Linked DNA regions of Homo sapiens: region 1 is linked to region 2. A link is a loop called in an ENCODE intact Hi-C map of the cell type or tissue named here. Cell type or tissue: dorsolateral prefrontal cortex. All regions are shown on one strand. Each heading gives the region's core, and the rest is flanking DNA. Links, peaks and the distances in the headings are about the cores only.

What was found. Peaks named below come from ENCODE experiments on the same cell type or tissue, not always from the same donor. Only the 100,000 strongest peaks of a DNase experiment are listed, where the experiment ranks them.
Region 1: it touches region 2 in a loop (7-fold over the local background); 64 of 110 quality-filtered maps call a loop at or near these places.

What each region holds. Positions count from the first base shown.
Region 1 is chr3:132,726,502-132,741,699 of GRCh38, forward strand. It overlaps NPHP3-AS1 (NPHP3 antisense RNA 1), which reads left to right. Exons shown (of 11, transcript NR_002811.2): 2 at 992-1,081; 3 at 6,823-6,943. Among named protein-coding and RNA genes, the nearest start is that of NPHP3-ACAD11, 12 kb to the left of the region's middle. In dorsolateral prefrontal cortex, for the core only: CTCF peaks have their summits at 8 (motif pointing right), 207 and 4,777; no DNase peak of the experiment used is centred there.
Region 2 is chr3:133,031,142-133,045,728 of GRCh38, forward strand. It overlaps TMEM108 (transmembrane protein 108), which reads left to right and starts at 7,250. Exons shown (of 6, transcript NM_023943.4): 1 at 7,250-7,294. RefSeq lists enhancers at 6,944-7,238, 10,124-10,418. In dorsolateral prefrontal cortex, for the core only: CTCF peaks have their summits at 7,100, 10,260 (motif pointing right) and 10,459; DNase peaks (open chromatin) are centred at 7,120, 7,640 and 10,270; H3K4me3 peaks cover 4,715 bases; H3K27ac peaks cover 3,208 bases.

The sequences.
Region 1 (15,198 bases), core at 1-8,000, 310 kb before region 2:
TCTACCATTAGGGGTCAGTGTAACTCAGGAAAAAAATAATTTGGCTGTATGTATTAAAAAGGATCACCTTGTGAAGACGACAGTCTGGGTGTTGCCTTCATTAACAGTCATCTACACTGCCTTACTTAGTTCCCATCACAAGTAATAACATGACTCTGGAAATTATTATGAAACAGACAAGAGTAGGATCAGCAAGCTTTTTCTATAAAGGACCAAATAGTAAATATTTCAGTCTTTAGTCTCTGTCACATTACTCAATTCTACCATTATAGCACAAAAGCAGCCCCACACCATACACAAACAAATGGCGTGTCTGCATTCCAGTAAAACTTTATTTTAAAAAACTGGTGACTGGTTGAATTTAGCTCACAGGTTTGCTGACCCCTGAACTGGAGGAGTGGTTCTCAAACCTGGATAATTACCTGGGGAGCTTGTTAAAAATGTAGAGCCATGGACCCCACATCAAGTCCACCGAATCCAAATGTTTTTAAGTAGAGCTCACATATCTGAATTTTTTAAAGTTATCTTTTGATTTAGAAGCAAATACTAATTTAGGAACCATTAGGACAAAATAAAGTTAACTTTACCTCTTAGGAAACCGTAAAGTCCACCTTGTTACAATGTTTTTAGTATCTGAATAACTATCCATGGTATAAAAGATATAAATGTGAAGCTTAGGCTTAGATAATCTCTATAACTACTCTGAAAGTACATCAATGAAAGGCTCATTCCTCTGTAAATGTTTGTATTAAGGCCCTAGTGTTCAGATTATTTTGGCCAGAGAACAACCCAGCCTGTCCTAACAGACAGAGGGGCATACTGAATTAAATTGAACAAGGAAGGAGAAGACATTGATGAAAACAGTAAAGGAGAAGGAAAAGCGATAAGAGAAATGCTGGAGTGCTGTGTAGTATCTCCTAAAAAAATGTCCCAAATGTTCAATAAGTTTACAAATTCTGAAAAACTTGCTGTGACCTATTTTTTTTTTCAGGAATTGGTGAAGAAGAGGAGTTTAGTGCCAAGGTGGGTGCAAGAGTGAAACAAAGGCAACACATCCACATGCACTGGACAGGGAAATGGGGTAAGAATATTTTAAATATGGGGTATCCATTCTTTTATGAAGTATGTGTTCTAACGATAGTGTTTCCCTGGGCTGTTTCCCCTTGGGCTAATCAAATATATGGATATATAGAAGGCCATGCTTTAAGAAGAGCTGCAATGGGTTTTGTTAAGAATACCATAGCCAATATGTTTACCTGTGGTCCTGTATAAAGCATACTGCACATTTGGGATATTTGTTTAACAAATAAAGGGGTTCTATTTCTCCATAACAGCCTCTAGGATGAAAGAAGCCATTTATTTCTTATTTGCTGAGAAATGTCCCTTTGTTTCTCAAATTCAAGGCTATTCTCCGACCTCTCTCCGCCTCTGCCTCATGTTCATCTGTGAAGTTGAATATAATCTTAAATTCTTCTATGGAGCCATCTATCCCAAACCTAGTAACCAGCACCCACTTCAGGTTGTCATTAGTGACTATTATTTTTTCTTACACTCAATGCCCACATGCCAGGATGAAGATGAGGCGCCATATTCAATTAGCTCCTATGAAGGAGAGATGAAGTCTTCACTACTGTATACATTTGAGATGTGCCTTTTCTGACATAAATCAGCCACAGAGAAAAGAGTCAGCTGACATTTGTAGTTGCAAGGGGAAAAAAAATCTCTTCACAAGTAATGTATGAATAAAAGTGGCTGATTGTAACTGTAAGAGCTTAAAACAGCCCGGCGTGCTGGCTCATGCCTGTAATCCCAGAATTTTGGGAGGCCAAGGCAGGTGGATTGCTTGAGCCAGGAGTTTGAGACCAGACTGGGGAACACGGTGAAACCCACTGTCTACAAAAAATAAAAAAAATAGCCAGGCGTGGTGATGCACACCTGTAGTCCCAACTACTCGGGAGGCTGAGGTGGGAGGGTTGCTTAAGCCTGGGAGGTGGAGGCTGCAGTGAGCCAGGATCGTGCCACTGTACTCCAGTGAGAGTACAGTGAGAGTGAGACCCTGTCTCAAAAAAAAAAAAAAAAAAAAAAAAGATTTTATCTTTTAGATAAGATTTACTTACAGTTACAAAATTTTATTAATTCTCATCATAATTAAGGGGAGTTTATATGTGAGTTATAACCCCAATTTAGAAAGAAGTTGTGTTCCAGCATTCCAGCGATTAATTTAAAAATCTGATATTTAGTATTTGAAGCATATTTCCTCAAGAAACAGCGTTAGACAAGGTGGCTATTGGTTCAGCTTAGCACACAGCTGAATGCTGTTTATGCTAAATGCAGACTAAACAACTCAAATGCCACTGTAATATGTAGTCTTTGGAAATACGCTTTCAACATATTAACTCAGATTATCCAGGAACACATCTATCCTTGGGCACTGTGAAGAAGACACTTAAGGCCACAGGTCAAAGTGTGCACATTTCACTGGTCTGAGACAGTTGTTCCAGTAGGGAGGAGACCAGGAAAAGGAGATAGGGAACGAGTTGTTATATGGTTGCCATAGCTTAGATTCTGGCAAAATGTTGTGCAAGTTATTTGGCTTCTTGCACTTTAGTCTCCTCATCTGAAAACGGAGATAATAGTAGTTCACTTTATAGCAGTTGTAGACATCCAAATGAATAAACTAGTTTTGATTATGTTTTGTTTCCCAGGGATCCAGAAAATGCACTATTTCATTTAAACTCTCTTTTCTAAGTAACTTAGTAGGGAGACCCTAAACATTTTTTTGGCAAGCCTGACATGTATATTTCATTCTTTGAAGGCTGTTTTGATTGATATCCAGCAAAACTAGGGCCTCTCTGTGACAGAAATCACTGGCATATCTGCATCCTTAAATACATATGACTACCATTGTCCTAAAAAATAGTGTTTCTTCACTGTTTTCTGGCTATTACATTTTGAACCCGAGTCAAATCAGTCGATGGAGATGGTTATATTCTGATGGTTATATGTCTGTTACATTCTGACGCCAAAAGGCAAAAAGCACCAGACTTCCTTATAAAAATTATTTTATTTTTTAAGATGACAAATAAAAATTGTATATATTTTTGGAATACAACATGATGTTTTGATACATGTATATTTTGTGGAATGGCTAAATCAAGCTATTTAACATATGTATTACTTCACATACTTTCTATGGTGAGAATGCTTAAAGTTTCTCTTAGCAATTTTCAAGTACACAATATATTGTTATTAACTGTAGTCACCACGTTGTATGATGGATCTCTTGAGCTTACTCCTCCTGTTTAACTGAAACTTTGTATTCTTTGACAAACATCCTCCAGCCCCCCCTCACCACCAGCCTCTGGTAACCACCACCATTCTACTCTCTGCTTCTGTGAGTCCTCTTTTAAATTCCACATGTAAGTGAGATCATATGGCATTTGTCTTTCTGTGTCTGGCTTATTTCACTTAGTGTAATGTCCTCCAGTTTCATTTATGTTGTTGCAAATGGCAGGATTTTCTTCTTTAAAGGCTGAATACTGTCCCATTGGAGATATATATATATATTAAATTTTCTGTATCCATGCATTTGTTAATGGACACTTAAGTTGATTCTATATCTTGGCCATTGCGAATAATTTTGCAATGAACATGGAAGTGTAGATATCTCTTCAACACACTGATTTCATTTCTTTTAGGTATATACCCCTTGGTGGGATGGCTGGATCATCCAATGGTAGTTAAGTTTTTAGTTTTTTGAGGAACCTCCGTATTGTTTCCATAATGGTTGTACTAATTCCTACAAACAGTGTGCAAAGGTTTCCTTTTCTCCACATCCTTGCCAACACTTATCTTTCATCTTTTTTTTTTTTTTATAATAACCAGTCTAACAGGTGTAAGGTGTGATAAGCTACAACATTTGACAGTTTAACATTTGACTGTAACATTTGACAGTTTAAAAGTAAACAGGCTTCCAAATTAACCCACCTTGGGAAGGTCTTATAATTCATGGTGACATCCTGTCCCTCAGTAATGAACCTTATGAGTTCCTCTAATTGTTAATGTACTAATAAAGACATACCCTACTGACACTGAAAAGGATGCTGATTTGTTTTCAAATTACAAAGTTTTACTGGTTGTCTTGTACATAGACATTTTAGCCTATATGTTGCAATCTGTATCCAATTATTGTAACTTTTATATTGTACTCGCCAATGAAAAAGGACAACTCCTATGAGTAGTCCCCCTCCCTTCTCCTAAATTTTCCTACAAAAGCCTTCTAACTTGTAACGGACTCTGGAACCCTCCCAATTTTGTTGGTGTGTCTTCCTGGGTTGATCCTCACATTTGGCTTCCAAAGTAACTTTATCAAATTATTTCTGCCTTAAGAACCTTAATTTCAGTCAACATTCTGTTATAATCAGCAGGATTCCAGAGCAACTTCCCTGGATCATCCAATGTGGCTTTTGACCATTATGCATGTACCAGTAATGAACCTATTGTGTTCCCAAATTTAAATGCTCCTGCTGGGTGCTACAGATGGGTTCCTCCTGGAACCCTCACATCTTGGCTGAAGTTCTGGTTTATTGAAGCTAGTTTCCTCCCTGGCCAGGAGGTACAATGACTCTTTCAGCACAAGAGTTACTGCTACCAATTCAAGGGAAGGGTTTTATTGGGAATTTTAGGGCAGAATAAAATAGGAGCTCAGTGAATTGTTTCCCTGGAGGCTAGGTGAGACAATCTTTCCTTAGTTTTCTCCTTCTCAATCACATGAGGGCACTCTTGCTCCAAAGATGAGACATTTACTCCCTCTGGCCAAACTGTTCACTTTTTGCTCAGCTTGTAGGCTTTAGAAGGACTGATCATCTCTTGCCCCGAGCATCCCGACCCTTCTTTGGAGGTGACTTGGGAGTCCAAGACACATAAGAACTCTTTTCAGCCCATTGTATGAAATCCCCAGAGGAAAGATTCATAGTCAGCACACCTGACCCCTTATAGAGCTTGTCTTGCTCAAAGCAGCCAGGAAAATGCATCCAGACTGAAGGTATACCACCTCTGTTGACACTAGCTGGTTTCATGTTGTTTTACTTGCAAGTACTTGGATAAGTGGACCCATCTAACCCAGGATGGTCATCAGCAGCAGTGGCCAAAATGGGGATGTTTTGAAAATGCCTAAAATAATTTATCTGTGCACACAAATGGAAAAAGTTGGTTTTGGAGCCAGATTGAATGGGAGACTTACTTCCAACAGCACCTAGAAGCTTCTAAAAGAAATTCTTTGAAAAAAAAAAATGCCTCCATTCAAGAGGTAAACAAAAGGATATTTAAAACCATTCAAACCATTGTACATTAGTTGAAAAATACTTAGAAGGCTCTCTCCCTTTCTTCCCCATGGCTCCTCCTTGTCTACCCCTGTTCTTTCATCTTCTCTCTTATATGAACTCATTCCCTTCTGCTTGTTCCTTGGGCTCCCATACATCTCTTAGGCAGAGATTTTTGGAATTTCACAATGGACTCATTTACTTCTTTCAAGGGAGTTAAAATGTATTTAAATTTAAAACAGAAGGAGCAAATGGAACAACTGCAGAATGAGAATGAAACTACTGAGATTCTAAAAATACAGATCCAACAAGTTTTTTCTAAAGTGGTACTAATGATCAACACATTTTATGGTTTATTGCTAGCTTTGCCAAACCATTTGTGGTCTTCCATATACATTAGTAAAATACATACAGCCACCTCCATTAAAGTGGAAGTAAACCTGATTAAACCTTTTACCAAATATCAGATAATACTCTTTAAATGTGCTGCTAGACCTCACAGTCCCTTGCAGATATAAAACTTCACTGGCCTTTTAGAAAACTTAAATTATGTCTCTGTGCCTTGAGATGTAAATTTACTGTACTCGGTAAGATCTTCAGCCATGGAAGACAGATTAACTTGTTGTATTTACAGAGGCACAATTTAATTCAACTGTTCTTTTAAGCTGGTGAGTTTTACCTGACTCATGAATAAAATTTTAAAAGCAAAGCTATAAAATCTTTATTTGCATCTGTTTGTATTTTTATATGTACATGTACACATGTCTGTATTTGTATATTGTTTACATGGTACCAAATTGGTTTATAAATAAATAAGCACTCATCAATTAGTAAGCCAAAATACTTTGTAAATTCATATCACTTGAATAGATCTTTTAGCATGTAAGACTAGTTTAATAAGAACAACCATCTTCTGAGTTTTTGGCAAAATATCCATAAATTTAACTTTAAGCTTCTTACTTAAGTGAATATCTGATATTCACAGACTATAAACGTGGTTAGCAGTAAAATAACTTGAAATGTTGACTAGCTTTGTCTAATATTTCAGTTTTCATAAATATTCTAGGTAAGCTGTTAAAAATAAATAAATTAGATAACTGTCAATGAGATACACCTCTAGAGGAACTTTTCATGTAATTTGAAATCTTAAAGCTATGTTAAATTAAATAATAGATACTATTAAATGTCTGGGTCATTTCCAATTAAGGTAAACATATTATAAGAAAACATGTTTCTAAAGATTATAAAATGGTTTTCATTTATAAGACACTGATATGTGACAAGCAAAGATTCTTGTTGTCGAGGTTGTCACTAAAATGTAAGGTTACTGAGAGTTAAAAGTTCTAATTAATATTTATATATAATTTTATATATAGAATGTGCCAAAAATAAGATGTGTTTTTGATAAGAAAAAATTATAAGAAGTGTTCTTTATTATAAAAATTATTATAAAAATGTGTTCTTTATTGAGAAAGAAAAAATAATTTTGTCTAATTTGTAGGTTACTTAAAGGTTGTTTCAAAATATGGACTTAGGAAGGAGAAAGAAACAAGATTAAAAAGGAACAAGTAACTAGGAGAGAAAAATATGAAGAAGGTTATGGATATGAAGATGCATTTTTGGTAAGGAAGGTTAAAAAGAAAAGAGAATAATTTTGTATGAGAAAGAATCTCATATGATAAAGTTTTGTCCTAATGTAAAATGACTGGTTATTTAAGAAAGAGGAAATACAGGACAAAGCAGAAAGTCCAAGCGTGTTTTCAATGGTCTGCCTATGTCATGATAAGGTTCGTGAAAAGAGAATTTATGAAAACAATTTTGTGTGTGATTAAGTTGGCTATAATTCTAAAGAAATTATTTCTAAGTTTTCTAAAGATTAAGCTTTGACATTGAAAATATGCTAGAACAAAACTAAAAAAATGTGGTCCCCTGTATTATAACAAGGTTTTTGTAAAGTATTCATTTTCTTTTAATAAAATTGCAAAAGATTTTTATTTTAAAATTCTAAAATCCATTTCTTTTTGAAACTTCCTTTTATCAAGATAATTTCTGTGTTGTCCTTACTTGGTTTTGGTTTCTTTAAAAGGATTAAGGGTTTTACATCCATGTAACTTTCTTTATTGCTTTTGAAGTCTTTTGATTACCACTCTGGTTAAATGAATAAGTATTAATTAACAGTGACTGGCGATTCTGTTTTCATCAAATGCTTGGAACTTTTGACATCTTTGACAAACTTCCCCCAAATCAACTCCTAAAGTAGGCTGTTTCCCCTAAAATTAACTTTAGGGTTTTCTAGTTAGACCTCTGGAGAACCTCAAAGAATATGTCTTGTAGAGATATTAAATTATTAGGCTTATTTGGTAAATTGTATGAGAAACATTGTCAAATGATAAATGGTACTAGATCTTCTTTCAGTTATATTTATGGGCATGTTATTGATATAAATATCCCCAGAATTATATAAATTTATAAAAATCTAATGTTATGAGTCATAATTTTGACTATATTAAATCTTTTCCAAAGTTATATTTGTATGGATGTATTATTAATAGGAATATTGTAGAGATTACATGAAATTTATAAAAGTCTGGAAATCATGATGTGATGCTGTCAGTCATGATTCTGTTTTTTGTTTTAAAATGCCACATATAATAGAAACAACTAAATTTCTTTGTCTTCCACTAGATTTTAAACATGACTATTTTAAGTTTTTGTTATCCACAGTTATTATTTTGAATTCTTTACTAAAAGCATTTACAATGAGCTATAGTCCAAAATTGCTTTTCATGGAAAAGACTCTAACAACTACTCTTGAACACAGATTTCTGATAATGTTAAGATCAATGTATTAGGTAAAAACTTCCATAACTCTACTAATAAACTGATGGATTCATGAAGACAGCAAACCCAACACAAAGCAAAACAAGAATTACATGAAACTAAACTGATAGAGGACTAAAATGATTTTTATGACTGTTTGAAACATTGCTGATTCTTTCCATACTTGTTTTCCAGTCAAGAATTTTTTTTTCATTTGAGCTATTTATATCTTACAGCAATTGGTTAAAGTATACTTTTGTGAGCAAAATTGAAAGATTTACCTTTTTCTCTCTACCTAAATTCTCCAGAGAGTTTGGAAACTATTCCTAAGTGTTCTTATTTTATGGCAATATATTTATTTGCATAAGTTTGATTCAATTCTGTTTTCTTTTGTATTAAGTCACATTGGAAACATTGGTTATTTTACCAAGGCTTTGACTATAATGTCATATTTTCAAATATGACAAGACTGCTTTGAGGGATTGAAATTGACTTTGTAAAGCCAATAGACTTGGAAAAGACTGGCCTGGTACCTTGTCTACATAGTTTCTTTACGGAGTTCCTGACCTTGCAGTAATTAAAGAATGTCACTTTCTGACAGGCCCAGGAACCTCCAGATATTTTGGGCACCTCAAGAAGAGAGAAATTCACCCATTTCATACAGGTATTATAGGCACAGTCTGATGGTGAATCCTTGGCTTGGCTCCCTAGCCTGAAGGAGTTGTTAAAAGTCTAATCTAAAAGCCCTTATGAAAACGTTCCAGCAAAGTCAACTTAAAAGAGCCTATATGGCTGATCACTATTTTTGTTGTACTTTACGCAAATAATTAGGCCAATTATGATAAGACAAAAACTTATATTGCGAACAAAATTGGTCTCATTATTTGTCTTTGGTAAAAAAGGAGGACTGGAGAGAGAGTAATTATGTTTCAGAAGAAAATTATAGTATACCTGCTTTTTGATTCTAGACTTGCCCATTGTTTTTGATTTATTTTTATTACTATTTGCCTACAATTTGGACTGAATATTAGATTCCTTGAGATCAACAGCTAATGTCTCCCAGTGACTGGAGATGATTCTTTATTCAGGAAACTAACATGTAGCCTGTCTCATGACCTGCCTGATGTTGCTAGTAATTTTGCCTGCCTGTGATAACAAAGTTATTTCCTCTTGCTGAGGGACATGACTTCCTAGGAATGGGCCTTCCCAGTGCTGAGAAATAAAGAATGTCTGTCACTCTAACTTAAGCAGAGATTGAGTATCAATGTTTCCATGGGAAGATTTTTGATCAAAAAGGGAAATAACCTACAGGTCACATTTGACAGTTCACTTTAAAAGTAAACAGGCTTCCAAATTAACCCACCTTGGGAAGGTCTTGTGATTCATGCTGACAACCTGTCCCTTAGTGATGAATCTTATCATGAGTTCCTCAAATTGTTAATGTATTGATTAAGGCATAGCTTACTGACACTGAAAAGGACACTGATTTTATTTCTAAATCATAAAGTATTACTGATTGTCTTGCATATAGACATTTCAGCCTGTACATTGCAATCTGTATCTAGATTGCAACCTCTGTTTTATAATCTCCAATTAAAAACTATGGGGAGTCCCCCTCCCTTCTCCTAAATTTTCCTATAAAACCTTCCAACTTGTAATAGACTCTAGAACCCTCCCCAATTTTTTGGTATGTCTTCCTAGTCCAGTCCTCACATCTAGCTTCCAATGCAATACTTGGAATGCAGAAATAATTTGTCAAATTATTTTTGCCTCAACAGCCTCAGTTTTGGTTGACATGTGATATCTCACTATGGTTTTATTATTATGCAAATTATATAATTTGCATTTCCCTAATGATTAGTGATGTTGAGCATTTTAAAAATATACTGTTGGCTATTTGTATGTCTTTCTGAGATATGCCTATTCAGTGTGACTTTTGGTAAGTTCTTTTACCCGTTTGAGCCTTGCTTTTGTTAGTTTTTTTCCCCCTTGCTCATTTTAAAATCAGGTTATTTGTTTTCTTGCTATTGAGTTGTTTGAATTCCTTATATGTTGGATATTAAGCCCTTATCAGATGTACAGTTTGCAAATGTTTCTCCCATTTCATCGGTTGTCTCTTCACTCTGTTGTTTTGTTTTGTTTTCGTTTTTATTGTTTTGTCATGCAGAAGATTTTTAATTTGATATAATTCCATTTGTCTGCTCTGCATTTGTTGCCTGTGCATTTGGGTTCATATCCAAAAATTATTGCCCAAACCAATGTCATAGCATTTCCCCCTATGCTTTCTTCTAGCAGTTTTATAGTTTTAGGTCTTATGTTTAAGTCTTTAATTCACTTTGGGTTGATTTTTTTTATATGGGTCCCATAAAATAAGGTCCCATTCATTCTTTCTGCAGGTGGGTATCCAGTTTTCCCAACACTATCAACTAAACTGTCCTTTCCCTATTGTGTGCACTTGGCACTTTTGTCAAAAATTAATTTATCATAAATGTATGAAGTTTTTTCTGGGCTCTCATTTCTGTTCTATTGGTTTATATGTCTGCTTTTATGCTACTACTATGCTGTTTTGACTACTATAGCTTTGTAGTAGATTTTGAAATCAGGGTCATGCCTTTAGCTTTGTTTGTTTTACTCAAGATTGTTTTAGCTATTTGGGTTATTTTGTGGTTCCATATATATTTTAGAGTATTTTTTCTGTTTCTGTGAGAAGTATCATTGGCATTTTGATAGGGATTACATTGCATCTGTAGATTACTTTGGGTAGTATGGACATTTTATCAATATTAGTCTTCTAATCCATAAACATGAGATATCATTTCATTTATGTACATATTCTTCAATTGATTTTACCAGCATCTGTGTTGCCTCCCACACATCAGTTTATTAGATGATAACAGACTCACAAACTAAATTGAACCAAAACAAAAGAAGACCCACAAAAAGAAATGCTGCCCTGAAAATGGAAGGAAGGGTTGTTATTCATGGTGGGGAAAGTATAACCAGCATATATGATTTAAGTTTTAATGAAGCATTAACTGTTAGCACAAAATGATAGGATATAGCACATAGGGAATAGTTTGCTTAATCACTTTTCATTATCTATAACTAATGTTTTCTCCACTGTATTAGTCTGTTCTTGCACTGCTATAAATAAATACCAGAGACTTATAAAGAAAAGAGGTTTAATTGGCTCACAGTTTCACAGGCTGTGCAGGAAGCATGGCTAGGCAGGCCTCAGGAAACTCCTCAGAAGGGGAAGGAGAAGCAGGCACATCTTACATGGCCAGAGCAGAAGGAAGAGAGAGAGCGGGGAGGTACTACACACTTTTAAACAACCAGACAGCTAGATCTTGTGAAAACTCTATCATGACAACAGCTCTAGGGGGATGGTGCTACACCATTAGAAACCGCCCTGATGGTCCAATCACCTCCCACAAGGCCTCGCATCCATCGGGATTACATTTCAACATGAGATTTGGGCAGGGACACAAATCCAAACCATATCAGGAGTCTCCTCAAAACTATGTCCTCTGCTTTTCTTCCAGTGTATTTGGGTTTTGAGTGGCTCTAGTCTCAGCTGTGAGCTCAGCTCCTGTCTACACAAGTGACATTTGAATCCATCTTTTCACCTTTGAACTTATCACCTCTGTCCATTTTTTACATTGCCATTTTTCAAATACACTTCTTCCACTGGACATTCATTTACAACTCAAATTATACCCAGTGAAAGCCTGTCTTCTACTCTTTCCTAGGGAAGGGTAGCCACAGCCTTTTCCCTTACACCATTTAGTCTCCAAATCAGGCAATTTATAAGTCCCATTTGTGACTTAGCAATAGTCTCTTACCAACTCCACCAAGCCAGTTAATGCAAATTTACTTGATTCCCTGAGTCACTAGAAGGAGTTCCTAGAGATTCAAGTTCACTGCCCTTGCCTCACGTATACCTTATGCAAGTTAATTTTGATCCTTGGTGGTTATCCACAATTTCTCTTTAGGAAAGTTTAAAAATACCACCAAAAAGAAACTTCAGATTCATTTAAAATCTATTCTTGCATTTTCTCCTATATGTACCTTTATTGCTTAAAATTGTTCAATTTTTTAAGAAGATTTTAGATTATTATGTCATCTTTTCCCTCTGTGCAGTTTTAGAACCACAGTAATATTGCCCAGAATATTGGAGCTATGTTTTCACCATAGTACATTCCCTAGCGTTGGACTTTTCTAGTTAATCCCTGAGATTTTCCAAAGCTTTTACATAGTGGAAGGGAATAAAGGAGGCAGTGAGACAAAGCAAGGTTTGAATCCCAGTTCTGCTATTTTCTAGCAGGGTGACTTTTGATAAATTCCTTTACTCCTCTGAGCCTTGCTTTTGTCTGTTAGTTTCTTTCCCTCTTAACTATAAAATGAAGTTGGTAATGTGTGCCTCATAGACTGGCTTTAAGAATTAAATGAGGTAACACAGTGGTGGCTCTACCTAGCAGGATCCCCAACAGTGGCTCAGTGAGTGCTAGCTCCTTTCTCCCTCACTTCTCATCCCATTCCACCCCCTTGCATCCAGGAGCTAAGTAGAACCAATTTCCTGAGAGTTAACGGGTTAAAGTTCAGATGGAAGTAGAGTCTGACATTATATGCATTATTAATAAAAATCGACAAACATATGTTTTTCACTTCCATGTAGTTCTCTTATAGGAAAACCTTAGCTATGTAAAATACCACCCCAAACCCATAAGTGGAAAAAGAGAAAAGTAATTTTGGTAAAATTCTAAACACTTTCCATGTCCAGCATTCATCTAACTCACAGGAGAGGATCCATGAAGATCCTATGCTCTATTGTGTTGGACCTTGGCTTTCAAATTTATAATAGATTAGAAAAGACTGGACAAAGTGGAAACATTGGCAGTAGTGAAAACTACAGCTGTGGCCTGAAGTCGAGAAAGGAAGCTGGAAAACCACAAAAATTAGATAGGATAATTTTCTTTAAAAAAGAAGTAGTTTAGCACCTTTAGCAGTTCTGCAGTCCCTGAGAACATTATAGGCTAGTATAACGATCAATGTTCATAATAATGGTCCTTAATTGTCAGTAAAATATATATTATGTGGTTTGTAGTTGATGTAAGTATATTGGCAAGTGTATAATAATTTATAAAAACTTCTCTGCTAAGTAGCTAATATGTTGTCTTAAAAAAGATGTTGGTGACCCTTCATCAGAGAAACTTCTATTATCTTGAAACTTCAGTATTTGGAACATCTGTGATAAGTCAGTTACTTTCACTAATGCCAATGTGTGTGTGGTGAGGGGTTGGGTGTGGGTGGGGTGTGTACATACAAATAAATAAAAAGATTTGTTATGATATAGTTAAGTAAAAACATCCCCTTTCAACTCTACATCGGGAGAGTCAGTTACCAAAGGTATAAAAATTCTTAATTCTAGTATGGTTTCACAGAACATTGCTACAGTGAAGTCTCAGAAGATAAAACCACATCTATCAAATACTATTTCCCTGGGTTAGGAACAAACATCCTTTGAGTAAATAACAGCCTTCTTCACCTGAAGAAATAAAACTTCGCACTTCCCATCATCACCTAAAAAAGGTGATTTTTGTCATTCTCCCTCTGCATTAAATTATCCTGAATGTTTCAGCTTCTTAAAGTAAATTGGCTTCCCCAGAACTAGCTGTGTTTTTGAAATTATGTTTCTTTCCTTAGAAATAATTTCCATATATTATTGAGCTCTACTACAAAGTTTCTATCCTGGGTAATTTTTCTTCTGCAACTTTGTGGATTTAAATATAATAGTTACATAGGCCACATATATATTGACAATATTTATTATAAATTCTTGTGACTTAAGTTTTAATTTTTTCCTCATTTTTTTTCAAAACAAACCAAAGGCCTATATCCAACAGATGCTGAAGTTTTACTTCCATTTAAAAGGAATATATATATATAGCATATAAATATATATTTTATATTAAAAGAAATATAAATATATATTGCATATGAATATATACTTTGTGTATAAATATATAGATAATAAATATATGTATGTGTAAATATATATGTTTATTATGTATATTACCTTTACATAATAGTATACATATATATATCTTGCCTTTATTTGGATTAATCAAGTATTTTTAAATGTTATTTCATTTGTCCATATTAGCTTGTTACATATTTATGTATTAATCTTCTAGTAGTTATTCTAAACATTTCCACATATATCCTTGGTTATTCAGTTTATCATTATTTAGAACTTTTAGTATTTCATGGATAATGCAAGAATTTAAAAACTGAAACTTCATTTACCCCATTTTCAATTTTTATGCTTTTGTTGTCAAGTATCTTCTTTCTCTATTTTAAGTTTTATCAAACATAACTGTTTTTATATAGTGAGCATTTGTTCATATTGATGTCCTTTCACCGTTTCTGCTGCTCTTCATTCCGTGCTGCTTTCCTCTGCTTCCATTTGGGGCCATTTTCTTTTTCTGTTTCTGTTTCTTTTTTTTTTTTTAATTATACTTTAAGTTCTAGGGTACATGTGCACAACGTGCAGGTTTGTTACATAGGTATACATGTGCCATGTTGGTCTGTTGCACCCATCAACTCATCATTTACATTAGATATTTCTCCTAATGCTATCCCTCCTCCAGCCCCCCACCCACAGACAGGCCTGGGTGTGTGATGTTCCCCGCCCTGTGTCCAAGTGTTCTCATTGTTCAGTTCCCACCTATGAGTGAGAACATGCTGTGTTTGATTTTCTGTCCTTGTCATAGTTTGCTGAGAATGATGGTTTCCAGCTTCATTCACATCCCTGCAAAGGACATGAACTCATCCTTTTTTATGGCTGCATAGTATTCCATGGTGTATATGTGCCACAATTTCTTAATCGAGTCTATCATTGATGGACATTTGGGTTGGTTCCAAGTCCTTCCTATTGTGAATAGTGCCACAATAAACTTATGTGTGCATGTGTCTTTATAGTAGCATGATTTATAATCCTTTGGGTATATACCCAGTAATGGGATCACTGGGTCAAATGGTATTTCTAGTTCTA
Region 2 (14,587 bases), core at 6,588-14,587:
AATAATTCATCAGATGTTGATGAGAGGTAAGAAGAAAAAAGTAGGATAATAATTTAGAGCAGCCCTTTTCCACCAGTTCTACCAGAGAATTAAACTCTAATGCCCTAAGGCACACTTTGTATAGAATGAATTAACTTCTCTCCTATGCAAATAGAATGATACCAACTGTGTACTTTGGGAGACTAAAGAAAGCACTCTTTGAAACCATTTTCTACAGGGCTTAATTTTCTCAAGGAACCCTAAGTTGAGAAAGGCTTGAGTTAGAGAGTAACAGTTGTGGGAGGGAATGCTACTTTGGATCATTTGACCAGGGAAAGCCTCTCTGACAAGGAATCCTCAGAGCAGAGACCTAAATTTAGCAAGTGAGGGAGGGTCCTGAAGAAGCAACAGCTGCAAGGTGGTGGTGGTGAAGGACAAAGTATTACAGCCAGATACAAGAGTGAGTTTGGTATATCTGAGAAGTAGTTAAGAAGGCCAAGGTGGCCAGAGCTGTGTTATCATGGGGCAGAGAAGTGGGGATAAGATCAGAGAAGTGAATAGTGAGGGGTAGAAATTGTGTGGAAAACATACCAGAGACATTTCAACTCAAGCTAATTAAACAGATTGACTGGGCTCCAGCTATGGGTCATAGCTTGGGGAGTTTCAAAGTTGAATGAATCATGGTCTCTGTCCTCATGCATCTTACAATATAGAGTATACAACATAACTTAGACTAAGAAAATACAATGTGATAAATGCTACATCTTAATAATAAGCAAAGGGGTGACCATAAGCTGAGTTTTCCCAGGAGTAGACCCTGAGCCAAGTATTCAAGAATAGGTGATTTATAAAGAAATAACATCCAGGAGGACTCATAAGAGTCAAGTAGGGATGGGATATCAAGCAAGAGACAGCCTGGCCATGCAGGGAGCTCTGTAGTATAAATGACACCTTAGAGATTGTCACACTTTGAAGGAAAGAAGCTGGGTTTTTGCATGTACACCTGTTAATCATTGCTAATGGTGGTATACTCTCTTAGGCATGTTTGGTTCTTCATACAGGTGAAGTGGTGCCAGGTAGTTCTCTGAAGAACTCAGCCAAGGGAGCAGAGGCTCAGAAATGGGTGCACAGAGTCGTTAAAAGGGACCCAGGGAGATCTTGGTGGGGCATCAGTGGGCCACCAGAGAGCTCACAGAGCTTCTCAGCCTGAAGGGTGGTGCTTAAAGGATAGGCAGAGGATATTAAACTTTTCCTAGGTGAAAACCATGCCTATCTGCTTGATCCTGTAGCCTCAGCACCTAGTCTGGCTCATACTCACCATAGAGAATACTAGAAGCGTTTCTGAACGGGAATGAATGCATGCATGAAAGACATCCCAGGCCCAGCAATTAGTCATGATAATTACATCTTTGTAGAAATGCTAAGATCCTCTGCATAAGAATTGCAAGCTGATGAGAATAGAGTTCAGAAATTCAGGAGGCATAGCCATGAAATGGTATGTAACCGTGAATCTGAGCAAGTGAGAAGTAATGCATTTAAGGAACAAAAAGTCCAAACTACTTAGAGTATGATGTGTTTTATTTAAAAATTATACATAAGAAAATCAGTAAAAATAATCTCTAAGTTTCCAAGAAAATACTTAGGTATGTGAGCCGCTAGTTTTTTATGACTTGTTTTGGACTGAGAGAAACCTTTTATCATAAGAACTTGCTTAAATGTGAATAAGAATTGTCACACATGAGGGGCATTACGATGAGCTCTAAGTCAGAGTCATGTCAGGAACCATGATGGCAAGGAGGTTCTCCCTGGGTGCCCATTCTGATTGGTTGAAGAGGGATGCCAATAACAATGTGTTGATGAGTATGAAGCTACATTCAGGTTTAGGAGAATAATATTAATAATACCTATCATTTATTTAGCATTGCCTACATGCAAATACTTCTTTAGCACTTTGTATTATTTAATTAGCTCATTAACAACTATAAGACAGTGTAGTGGCTCATGCCTATAATCCCAACACTTCGGGAGGCCAAAGTGGGTGGACTGTTTGAGGCCAGGAGTTCAAGACCAGCCTGGCCAACATGGCAAAACCCCATCTCTACTAAAAAATTATAAAAATTAGCTGCGCATGGTGGCGCGCACATGTAATACAAGCTACTCGGGAGGCTGAGGCAGGAGAATCTCCTGAACCCAGAGAAGGAGGTTGCAATGAGCCGAGATAGCACCACTGTACTCCAGCCTGGGCAACAGAGTAAGACTCTGCCTCAAAAATAAACAAATGAAAACAACTAAAAGACACAAGTATAATAGTCCCCCTTTAACTGCGTTTTTGCTTTCCTTGGTTTCAGTTACCCTAGGTATAGCACAATGAGACATTTGGAGAAAAAGACCACATTCACATAACTTCTTATTTCTGTGTATTGTTACAATTGTTCTATCTTATTATTGTTGTTAATCTTTTGCTGTACCTAATATACAAATTAAACTTTATCACAGGTGTGTATGTGTAGGAAAAAAAAGTCATATACATATATAGGATTTGGTACTATCTGGGGTTTCAGGCATCCACTGGGGTTTGTAGAACCTACTCCCTGAAGATGAGGAGGGACCACTCTACTTGTATTGCCATTATTTCCATTTTACAGGTGAGATAACTTTGTGAATCGTTTATCCAGTATCTTCCAGGGGCCAAATTGTCTGGGTTTACACAGCTGGAGGAGCTGGGATTTCAACCCATACCATGTAGCCCTAGATTTTACTCATAATCACTATAACAGAGTTGAATACTATGATTGATTATCTGCCATATGTACAGGAGGAGGGAGGAATGGCATATCATGCATTTGCAATTTTTCAATTCTGGTCTTTGCCCCACCTTTCAATCATCATTTTTTCCCCTTCTCCTGTTAAACCCAGTTAAATAACACTACTTTCTCTTTCCCAATGCTCTATGCTCTTATGCTTTCATGTGGGCTGTTCCCTAGGCCCAGAACACCCTTTCTTTTGCCCTTTGCTGGCATCTTAGTCCATTCGGGCTGCTATAGCAAAGTGCCATAAGCTGGATGGTTTATAAACAACAGAAATTTATTTTCACAGGTCAAGAGGCTGGAGATCAGGGTACCAGCATGGACAAGTGCTGGTGAGGGACTTCTTCTGGATGACAGTCTGCTGACTTCTTATTGTATCCTCACATGGCAGAGAGCAGAAGCAAGTCTCTGGAGACTTTAAAAAGGGCATTAATCCTATTCATGAGGGCTCTACCGTTACAACCTCATCTAATCCTAATTACCTCCCAAAGGCCCCACCTCCCAACATCATCCACTGGGGATGGGAGGTTTCAACATATGAATTTTGGGGAGAAACAGTCCACAACACCTGGTTAACTCCTACAACTCCGGAATTCAGTTCACGTATAATTTCTTGCAGAAAGCTTTCCCTGATTTCATCAGTCAGAATTGGTACTCCATCTCTACGCGATCTTACAGTGTTATGCGCCTCGCTTGTAACATAAAAGTTTTTATTTTGAATTGTGGTAGCTTACCTCTCTTAAAATGAGCTAAAAGACAAGGCTCATGTAGTGTGTTGATTGAAAGAATGAAACCTGAATCCTTACCTCATCTCTGCTCCAAACTGTTGTTTTCTGAAGCTTACCTGCTTCCCACGTCCAGTTTGTAATTGTTAAGACACAGGTTTTGAACCACAGGTGATTTCCAGCTTTCTTAGCTTTTTCTTATATCAGTTTGGAATGTCCAAACATTTTATTCAGTAAGACTTTTGCCCATTTACACTTGTATTGCCTATTACATGCATGAGATAGGTGTTCCTTCCATAAACCATTATCTCTCCTTGGTGAATAAGCTTGCAAATTTTGAAATCTCCATTTAAAAAAAATCAGCTTGTTGGGAGGGGCACATGAGGTCTTCAACTGTATGTATAATGCTTGATTTCTTAAGTTGGGGGAGGTACAGAGAGGTATATATTATCTACACATATTTTAAGTCTAAATTGTTTTGTGAAAATATAAAAGCGAATATTAATATTCTTAACATTCGTTATAGAGAATATAAAGAAAACCAAGTTTTCTACAAAAATGCCTTGTGGTTGGGTTAAATCTGTACACAGTCACAGTAAAGGGATAAAAGTATCAGTTATTAAAACACAGATACATAGACACAAAATGTTATCCTGCCAGGATTTGTATGACAGATGGAGACTAGAACCTTGGGTAATCTATCGGTCTTCATGAATGAAATCAATTAAGTTTAGAGAAGCTATTTATTGTCAGAGAGATAAAAAGGTAATTAGCAATTATAAAGCAGTCTATGGGGGTTCTAATAATAATACAACAATGGGTGGATTTCTGGGACTTGGCAAAATGGTGGATGGCTTATATCTTATCTTTTTCTTTCTTTTCAAATATACCTAAATCTCTTGCTGGGCAATTTCTGGACTAAGGGGTAGGAAACCTGGTTTGAGCTAACTCATATCAAGTTACTAATATATCCATTTCCCAAGACAGGAAAACCAGGTTATATGTATGAGGCAAGTAGACTGAAAAACAGAGGATGAACGACAGCCTGGATTTTTTTTTTCAAATTCACATCCTCAAGCAAGAGTCTTTGTTTCTTGTTGCTTCTTTCTGTAATAATGACACCCACAAAGAGAAAAATAAATGCTTTTTTCCTAGTTAAAAATTTACATTACTCAGTTAAGTAGCAGTGAAAACTGTCCTTGTTTTACTCAATAGATAAAGCAAGTTTACAAGGTGAGAAAAATTTCTCCCCCATTTGAATGCTGTGAAATATATTTTTAAAAGTGTCACAGAAGGAGGGAAGCTAGTTTGCAGGCTCACACATTGGGCTTCCATATTTCTGGTGTCACAAATAAAGTCACTTTTGAGTAGGATGGCTGGTGTTGGTAGAATGTTCTGAGGGATCTCACTAATTTAGTTAAAATCTAAGTAGGTCATATTCCACTACATTGAATATCACACCATAAAAAAGTTGTACAATAGTTTTCCAAGGTGCAGGCACTAATCACTTTTAAAAAGTAACAGAATTTGGTAAAACGCCAGTAAAGAGAATTGGGAACCCTTGGAATCTTTGAAATAGACTCACCTAGGTGATGGGTTGCTAGGTGCAGCAAACCACTATGGCACACGTTTACCTTTGTAACAAACCTGCACATCCTGCACATGTACCCCGGAACTTAAAAAATAAAAAATAAATGCTCAAATGGAAATCTGTTTTAGTTAAGAAGGGCATAAAACAAGTAAAGCTATTACCAGAGAGTTTATCAGTTTGGCATGGTTAACAAAAGGCAATACGTTCTTTTAGAAATATTTAGTTAATCAATTGAAATTAAACCTAGTTGTGAACCTAGCTTTTCAATTTATTCCATTGACTAGTCTTTGGAGTATTTATTACCTATGAATTATTTTTGGCCTTTAAAAATCAGTTCTCAAAAATTATGTGGAAACTTTCTTCTGTTTTCAGAGTGTGTATGTCATTAGTGATTTGTGTTGCAGAGTTTAGTTTTCCCTGTTAAAAAATGCGTCTATCGATCTAGCAGCTTATGCAGGTGTTCTCAAGCATGGATGGATATCAAATTGCCAGTAGAACTTTTTAAACCTATAGCTGCCCAAGCCCCACTTCTCATCCCAATCAGAATCTCCAGGCACAGGGCCCCACAACCTACTTCCATAAATACTTACCATCCAGCTAGGCTTGAGAACCACTGGTTTAATGACAGCAAACAAACTTTTTTTGAGGCTTTCAAAACATTTTTCTTGCTTAGACATTTCTTTACTCCTGCTGTAGCCAGAACCATTGCTGTGACAGGTTTAACATGTTCCCAGAAACTCTGAATTTTGTGCGATGCCATCTCTGATAGGGACAATGTGATGAACAATGTCTGAGATTGCTAGGTGGGCTTCACTTCTGGGGATGAGAAGCCAGAGAAGTTCAGGACACACTGACAAAGGTGAAGTTTTCTCTAAGCGACAGTTTGATCACCTTGATAGTGAGAGAGAAATGCTGAAGCAGGGTTATACCACCTGGTTTCAAGAGATGAGAGATGAAGGTTTTGGAGAATTCAGCACTTAAGAATCTTGAACCACGGCGGTACACTACTGGGTAATAAGAGCTTGGCTACGCTGAACGACAAAGGTTCTAGCTGGCCAGTCCGAAAACACTGAGTCCTTAGGTCAAATTTGAGAAATGACAGGGCCAGTGGGAGTCCTAACTTCTAGACTCTGGAATTACTGACAGAAGAATATTTGGACAGTTTTTAAGACCCTCAAGGCATATTATTTTACAACCTCTTTAGCTTATGCCTGAATTTGTGCTGTGACTGTTAGCTTCCCGGATGTTTTCTCCACATGCTTCTTTCTGAACTAGCCTGTATAGTTCTACAACAAATTGTTACGTTTTGAGAAGCAGGGACCACTTATACCACTTCTCTGGCCAAGTGTCTGGCACCGCGCCACTCAGACACACACGCCCAACCCTTTAGGATTAACGTAGACACAGTGTTCTCTTCCATGGCCATTCCGTCTCCACTTCTGGTTCCACACTCCAGTCACCAAGTTGGCATGATTGCTGCTCCATAGACCAAGGGTGGGTAATGTGGGGATTAAACACACCTTCCCTCAGCTGGTGCCCAAACTGTAAGCATCACCGGGACACCCCATGTAGCCACAGGAACGCTTCTCATCAGTGGAAGAAGGACAAGAAAGGTCGTGCAAGTTTCAAATTACGTGGAGCTGGGGCTACAGCCATTACTTTCGGACAGGTGCAATTCAAAGCGTGATCCTCCGACCAAGAGCTTCGTCATCGCCACCTGGGAGCTTATTAGAAATGCAGGATCTCAGGTCTCCACCCCAGACCTTCTGGATCAGAATCCGCATTTTAACAAGAGAGTCAAGTGATTCTTATTTATATTAGAATTTGAGAAGTCAATTGATCTGGTAATTGATCAACTGAGTGCCACTTAGCCCCCGAAAACAGAGACCCTTTGTGCCCGCCTCGCACCCGCTCTGCTAGGTAGCAACCGAACCCCCAGAGACATCGGAGCGGGCGCTGCCGAGGGCAATTTGGTGATTGGCTGGTCTCACCACGTGACCGGCGCTGAGCCTTCCGTGCGACCGGATTGGCTGTCGCGGACGCTGACGGACAAGGCCGGGGCGGGCCAGAGCCTGGTCGGAGGGGCGCGCGCGGGGGCCCGAGGGGCGAAGGCGCGAGTGCGCGAGAGCGCGTGCGCGAGCGGTGGGGCTTTCTCCTGAGCCGTCGGAGGGAGCCGGAGCGCTTCTCCCGAGGTAAGCGGCGCTCCGGGGCGTCCCCCCAGTCCTTCCCATGCTGGGTCCCGGCAAGCGGGTTAGGCTGGGCTGGGCGGGGCTCGGGGAGGTGTGGGGTCAGCTTGCCCCGGGAGCCCAGCTTCAGGGAGGATGCAGCCCCGGTTGCCTTGGTTTCCCTTTTCCTATCCTCTCAGGCACCTTCCCATCCTCCCCACTGCGTGACGGGTCTGCCCGAGGGGAGTTGCCCACCTGGCAGCCCTGCCTCCGCCTTTGTTTCCCGCCTGGAGGGTTGCTGGCATGAACCCCCTCCCCAGGTGGAGGGTGCGGGTGATGGGGCGCGGGCGTCAGGAGCGCTGGACCTGGGCTGGGGCCGAGGAGGAGGTGGCTTTAATGCAGGGGGACCTGTCACATGGGGAAACGAAGAAGAAGAAATGTAGTGTCACTTTGGCCAGCCCGAGGGACTCGAACTAATCCTGCGGCCGCGAGCGGAGCCGAATTCCTAGCGCAGCTGTGCGAAGAGCCCTCCTGCCTAGGTGCCGGCGGCCTCGCCGGGGACGGAGCCTCCGTGCTGCCCGGGAGGTTGCTCTGCCGGCTGGACCTGGCGGTTTTCACCCCAGAGTTGCAGCGAAATTGAACGCTTTGAGCCTGCTGGAGGAATCCAGAGATTGGTTCAGGGGCTATTTTTTTTTTTAAGCAGTTGGGCACCGGTGGAGCCGGTCTAAATGAAAGTCTACAAAAACCAATTTCAGATGCAGCGTAACTGATGACTGGTAAATGGTGAGGAGGGAAATGCCTGCAGTGAACTGCAGACCACCACACTGAGATTCTTCCTTAAGAAGATAGGGGTTTTTTTCGGAGGAAAGGTTGTAGTTTCTGCAAACAGGTTTTTCTGGGGGTACCCAGGAAGGTTATTACTTATTTTCAGCATGTTACTGGGTTGTGGGGAGAGGGAAGGCAGGGTCTAAACTAAACCTACTCACACGTCCTTAATTCTTTGAAAAGTGTGTGCTCGATGAAGACCATTTGGCTGCCAAAAGAGGTTTGTATGGGAGTCCGGGGGAGATGGATTGTTGCCTTTAAATCATACTTTAAAAAGGGGAAGGTATGTCCAGGAACTTAAGAGCAGGTCAAGCTATGGAAAGTATTCCCTGCCTCTCCTCCATTTCCCCAGACAGCTCATAGGCAAACATAAAAAGTCCCTTCAATTTTCCACGGGTTAACTTCTTGATTTGTTGGATACACCTGGTAATCTACTCTGTAAGAAATGGTTCAACTAACTCATTATGAAGATATTACTGTGTTCTGGACTTTCCACGTAATTTATTCAGAACTCTTTCTGGTATGAGATGGATAAGGGTCTCTCTACCTTGTCCCTTGGAGACATCCTGATACCTTCAAAGCCCTTTATAGCTCTTACATTCCCTGTACAACAACATGTTTCTTTAGGAAATGACCTGATTTCAAACCTCTAAAACACACCCCATGCCTGTGAAATGCCTACACTTGCCAAGAATTCAGTTTACTAGGCAAGATAAATATATTTTTTTAAGAGGGAACACCTAAATTTGTTAGGGGTATCAAATTCAGGTTTATCAGCCACCGGAAATCAAATTTTGTCGGTTTTCTGAGATGAATGAAAGTAAAAGAACAAGTTGCTGCAAAGCTCATTTAGAATATCACAAATGACCCTAGTAAAGTGAAATATAGGTTGTCACCTGATAGACTTCACACAAACCAAATTAGTGGGAATAATTTAAAAACTTTATCACAGTTTTTTTTGTTTGTTTGTTTGTTTTTTTTTTTTTTTGAGACGGAGTCTCCGTCTGTCACCCAGGCTGGAGTGCAGTGGTGCGATCTCGGCTCACTGTAACCTCCGTCTCCTGGATTCAAACGATTCTCCTGCCTCAGCCTCCCGAGTAGCTGGGATTACAGGTGTGAGGCACCATGCCCGGCTAATTTTTGTATTTTTTAGTAAAGACGGGGTTTCACCAGATTGGCCAGGCTGGTCTTGAACTCCTGACCTCGTGATCCACCTGCCTCAGCCTCCCAAAGTGCTGGGATTACAGGCATGAGCCACCATGCCGGCCAGAAAATTTTTTTTTTTAAGTGGCATGGAGTAGAGGGGAGAAAAGAATGCTGAGGGTGAGGTAGGTGGCATAGTATACACTTTTATTTTCAGAGGAGAGAAATTAATCTTTGTTCCATAAACCGCAAAGGGTATGCATTGTTTGTTTGGCCTGCGGAAGGGAGGCAGGGATTTTGAAAAGGTTGGGAAACACTGATTAGGTTATGCAAGGGACAACAAAAAGATTAACAAGCTTAGTCCATCTAGCAACGTACTTCAGTGACCTATAGGACAAGGTTTTATTCTCTGATTCAATAAAAGCCCACTAGTGTTGCTTTCAAAGCAGCAACAAAATCATTTCCTTTCTGTCGTTTCTGTCCCCTGGGTCAGGGACGGGGAACATAGAGAGTGAATGAGAGAGATTAGAGTCCGACCTGCATGCCTAAGCAGTAGTGTCCTCTGAGGAGGATCTGTGTCACATTGTGTAAGTATAAGAGCCTTCATATTGAGAGGGATCTGAGTACCTTCCTTAGGACACATGCTGTAAGATACAGCTGGATAACAGAGCCACAGGTGGGGGCACTGGGTGAGATCATCTGATAGGGAAGCATTGGGGAAAGAGGAGAGCCAGGAAATGTTTAATTCAGTGGGGCTCTGCTGGCTGCTTTTGGATCCTTGAGGAGGCATTTCAAGGCAGAGCTGCCTCATTGGCTAGCCTGGCTGGCTTTATGTGGCTTCCAGAGGACCTGCCATTCACAAGATGAAAGCTCCTGTGGTAGTTACACGTCTCAGGTTGTAAGCATCAGTTATGCTTGTAATGTGCTTGAGAAAAGAAGGGCTCACAGAGACCTAAATCTAGGCTGCCGTTCCTTCACTTGGCTCATGTCACCCCCCAGGGCTCCCAGAAAACAAGTTGTACCCTCCTTACCAGTAGATGGCACTGCTGCCCCTGGGAATTCCTGGAGGAGCTGAACTATGGAGCTGGCAAACCAGCAGTGTGTAGCCTCTAGTCAGAAGATTTTGAAAGGCTATGTCAGCCCTCAAACGAAATCTCAAAGAAAATAGTTCTGAAAGCCATAACTGTTTACATAAGGTAGGAATAACGTGTGTCATGGGGATTGAGGAATGGCTGTGATTACATTGACTGTACATGTGCGTTTCTGAAGGGAGAAGGCAGAGAGTAAACTGACAAGCATCATAGCATAGGCTTTAAACGCACCCGGCATATGTATTGGTTAATTAAACATAATAATCATGATTTGATCCAACTTTCCAACAACTTAATCGTTTCTAATTATTTGCATGTGAAGCTAGTCTACACACATGGATGGGACTATGGAAATATACATGTGACTTTTAAACCTGAACAGTAGCTGGTAAGTACATGCTCTGAAGACAGCAGTGAGAGTATTAGTAAAAATAATGCTGATAAAGTAGTCACTATATTTCAGGGCTGTCCACAGAAGATAGGTCAAAACAATTCTTAATTCGTTTCTTCTAAAACTTGAAAATTCCTAATGTGTTTTTAGATCTTCTTAGTTAATGTGGACCTTTCAATATTATATTAGCAGCCCCAAACTTGTGCTTTGGTTTTAATGATGTTATTAGTCAGGGTTAATTCATCCATCCACCTATTTTGAAATAACTATTCTTTGTTCTCTAGCTGTTATTTACTGTTCTTTGAGATGGGAAGGTTATAGTGTATAATGAGGGCCCCGGCTTTGACTCTGCCTGAGGTATAGGATGCTACCTCTAGGTGCAATTACCCCAGTCACCTGCTGCTTTGTGTAGTTCCCATCCTATGGCTTAGGTTATTTGAGGTTTCTTTCTGTCTCTCAAGTGAACTGATGAGCTTGTCTTTACTACCAATGCTAAATACTAAAATCCTGCTTGTGCTAGGTAGTGGTAGGCCAACAGTCCATTAATGCCATCTTATTATGTGACTAAAAATAAATCTATTCACCTTTCTGAACCTTACTTTTATCACCTGAGATTGATGAGATGGTGGATGTCTCTTAAAATCTCTTCCAAGTCTAAAGTTATATGGTTAGGTGATTCTCATAAGTTATTTCTGAAGACTAAAAATTATTTATAAAATATTTTCATACTGTGAGCTTAGGGCAAAAAGAAGTCTTGCTAATGTTTCCTCCCAGAAAAGTGGTTGTGCATTACCTTAGGATCCTAACAGTTCAGAGTAGGAAGAAACTCTTGAAGATGATTTAACTTAACCTTCTCAATTTATAGACAGCTCAGTTCAGAGTTGAGTTTCTTGACCAAGGTAACAGAGCTAGTTAGTGGCAGAGAACTAGTTAGAGGACTAGGATGCAAGCTCAGGACTCAATATAGTTTTCCCTTCTCCAATGCTGCTTTATTTCATCTGCCATCAGGCCACAGAATATGCTGTGTCTACAGGGCTGGGGCCAAGAAAATTTTCTGAGTAATTCCTTAATGTAGGGCTTTAAAGCAACAGCATGAATAGCTTTGAGTTTTGGCAGAAGTTCAAGGTCAGGCTTCTCTTTGCAGCTCATTCTTTTCTTCACTGATTGATTGTGAGCAGGATTTTTCACTGCGCATCTTTAGGCTTTAAAAACTTTTCTGCATATGCTGTTTCCTGTAAGAAAAAACTTTCATCATCCTAGAAGAATCATTCCTCAATCAGATGTTCTTAAGTTGGGTCCATGGACTCCCCAACATCTCTCTGGATAGGAGAATCTTTCATATAATTCACTTCATTTGTAATCTTATGTATTTGATCTTATACATTTCACACATAATTCTGAGAAGGAGGTCCTTAGGCTTCAAGAGACTACAAAAGAGGTCTGTGGCACACACACACAAAATAGGGTAAGAATTCTGAGTTCTTGTCTGAGGAGCTAAAAGACATTAGGGTGGAAGAGTGTTAGGGGTAAGATATGGGGTAAACTTATTGAAGTTTGTAGGAACATTTTTACCTTTTAAAAAATTGCTCACTAAATGATGCTAATAGCATTTTACCCATCTTAAATTAATAATGTATATGCGAGTATTGATTTCCATTTATCATTCCTTCCTCAATAAGTACTCTTTCCTAATTTTACCAAAACACTTTCAAATTCATGTTGCTTTATTGGCGATGACATGCATACTAAGAGGCTCCCTTCTCCCCCAATCTGACTTGATTTCCAGATGTTCAGTTCCCTTCTAATTCATGACTTGGAGTTTTTGACTTCTGAGGTAGTACACCTCATGTTCAACTCTAGGCTCCTAGGACTCACCATGATCCCAGAGAGGCAAAATAATTTACATGCTAGGAATTAAAAAAAAATCCTTAGGTTCCTTTATTTGTACCCAGGGTTTACCACAGAAATTGCTGCTCCTCCTTGGCTAATTATTTTCCTTTTCTATTTGTAATCCCAAATTCTCACTTTTCCTAATTGTTTCCAAATAAGAGTGACTGGGAGTTTGTATGTATTGGAAATAAAAATCCTTGTTTAAAACATGCAAAATTTTTGAATTTTGAAGAACATTTGCTTGAAAATCTCTTGCTTTGTGTCCTGTGACACCTTGCCTACTTTTGGTGCCATGGTGACCCATGTTGGTGAATTCACCTGCTGGCATCTTTTTGGCTATGTATCTTTTTGGCCAAAGTAATATTTATTATTGCTTTAGTAGAAGAATAGAAATTACCTTTTCTTCTTTAGAAGGTTATATTTGGGTTTATGTAATAACCTAATTATGTTATGTAATGTCAATTTTCTGCATTCTAATCTCAGTATATTGCTGAGTTATTTTGAGATTTTGGGGGCATGATTGATTTCTCTGAGCTTGTTTCCTTGTTTGGAAAATAAGGGGAGAGAGTAGGAGAGTCGTGACTACTTTGTTTCCTGTTCCAAAATCCTGTGACTCTAAGAAATTGTACCTGGTACCCAGACTAAACATATCCTAAAAAATGCTGCCTAATTGGGAATTTATTTATAATCAATTAGTGCCAGGATAATAATTCTTTATATCTGCAAATCATTTTATGGTTTTCAAAAATGTTCTCTAATCCTGTATCTATTTTCTACTCAAAATGCCAAAGGACAACAGCATCAGTATTATGTGGGAGCTGGTTAGAAATGCAGAATCTCTGGCTTCACCCATGACCTAACAAACCCGAACCTGCATTTTTATCAAGATGCCTTGAGGATGCACATGCACCTTAAAGTCCAAGAAGTTGGTGGCTCGTGCCTTTGAGAAGAAGCTGGTGCTTTGAGAGGCTGAGGCAGGAGAATTGCTTGAGGCCAGGAGTCTGAGACCACCCTGGATAACATAGTGAGACTCCATCACTATATACATTTAAGAAAAAATTAGCTGGGCCTGGTGGCACATTTCTGTAGCCCTAACTACCCAGGAGGCTGAGGTGCGAGGATCACTTGAGCTGAGGAGTTTTAGGCTGCAGTGAGCTGTGATCACACAGTACATAGTGAGACCCTGTCTCTTAAAAAAATTCTGAAGTGCTGCTTTTTTTTTTTTTCTTTTTTTTTTGAGACGGAGTCTCATTCTGTTGCCCAGGCTGGAGTGCAGTGGCGTGATCTCAGCTCACTGCAAGCTCCGCCTTCTGGGTTCACGCCATTCTCCTGCCTCAGCCTCCCGAGTAGCTGGGACTACAGGCACCCGCCACCATGCCCGGCTAATTTTTTGTATTTTTTAATAGAGACGGGGTTTCACCATGTTAGCCAGGCTGGTCTTGATCGCCTGATCTTGTGATCCGCCCACCTCAACCTCCCAAAGTGCTGGGATTACAGGCGTGAGCCACCGCACCTGGTCCTTTTGAGTCTTACATTGGCCCTATGAGAGAGGAACAGTATTTTACAGTTGAGGAAACTGAGACTCAGAGTAGTTAAGTAACTAAGTCAAGGTTACTGTGCTAGTGTCTCACTCAGAACCCTCTACTCTAAACTTAATGCTGTCTTTCTTCATGATTGGGCTGAAGTCACTTTTGTACAATGGAGTCTGGTCACTGCCCTGCAGCCCATAAGGTTAAGTGTGACTGTGTAATTGAGTTTTAGCCAACCAACAGAATGTGATGGAAGTGGAAAAGTATTGTGATCCACTTCTAGGAAAAAAAGCACAGAGAATGCTCATGCAAGCTTCTTCATACTGTTTTCCATTCTTAGCTGACTGGAATGGAGAGGACCCATAGGGCAACCTTGGAAATTATGTTTTAAACATGGCAGGACTTTTGTCAGCGTGGGTACCTGGATCACTGCATTAGGTCCACCCCACCT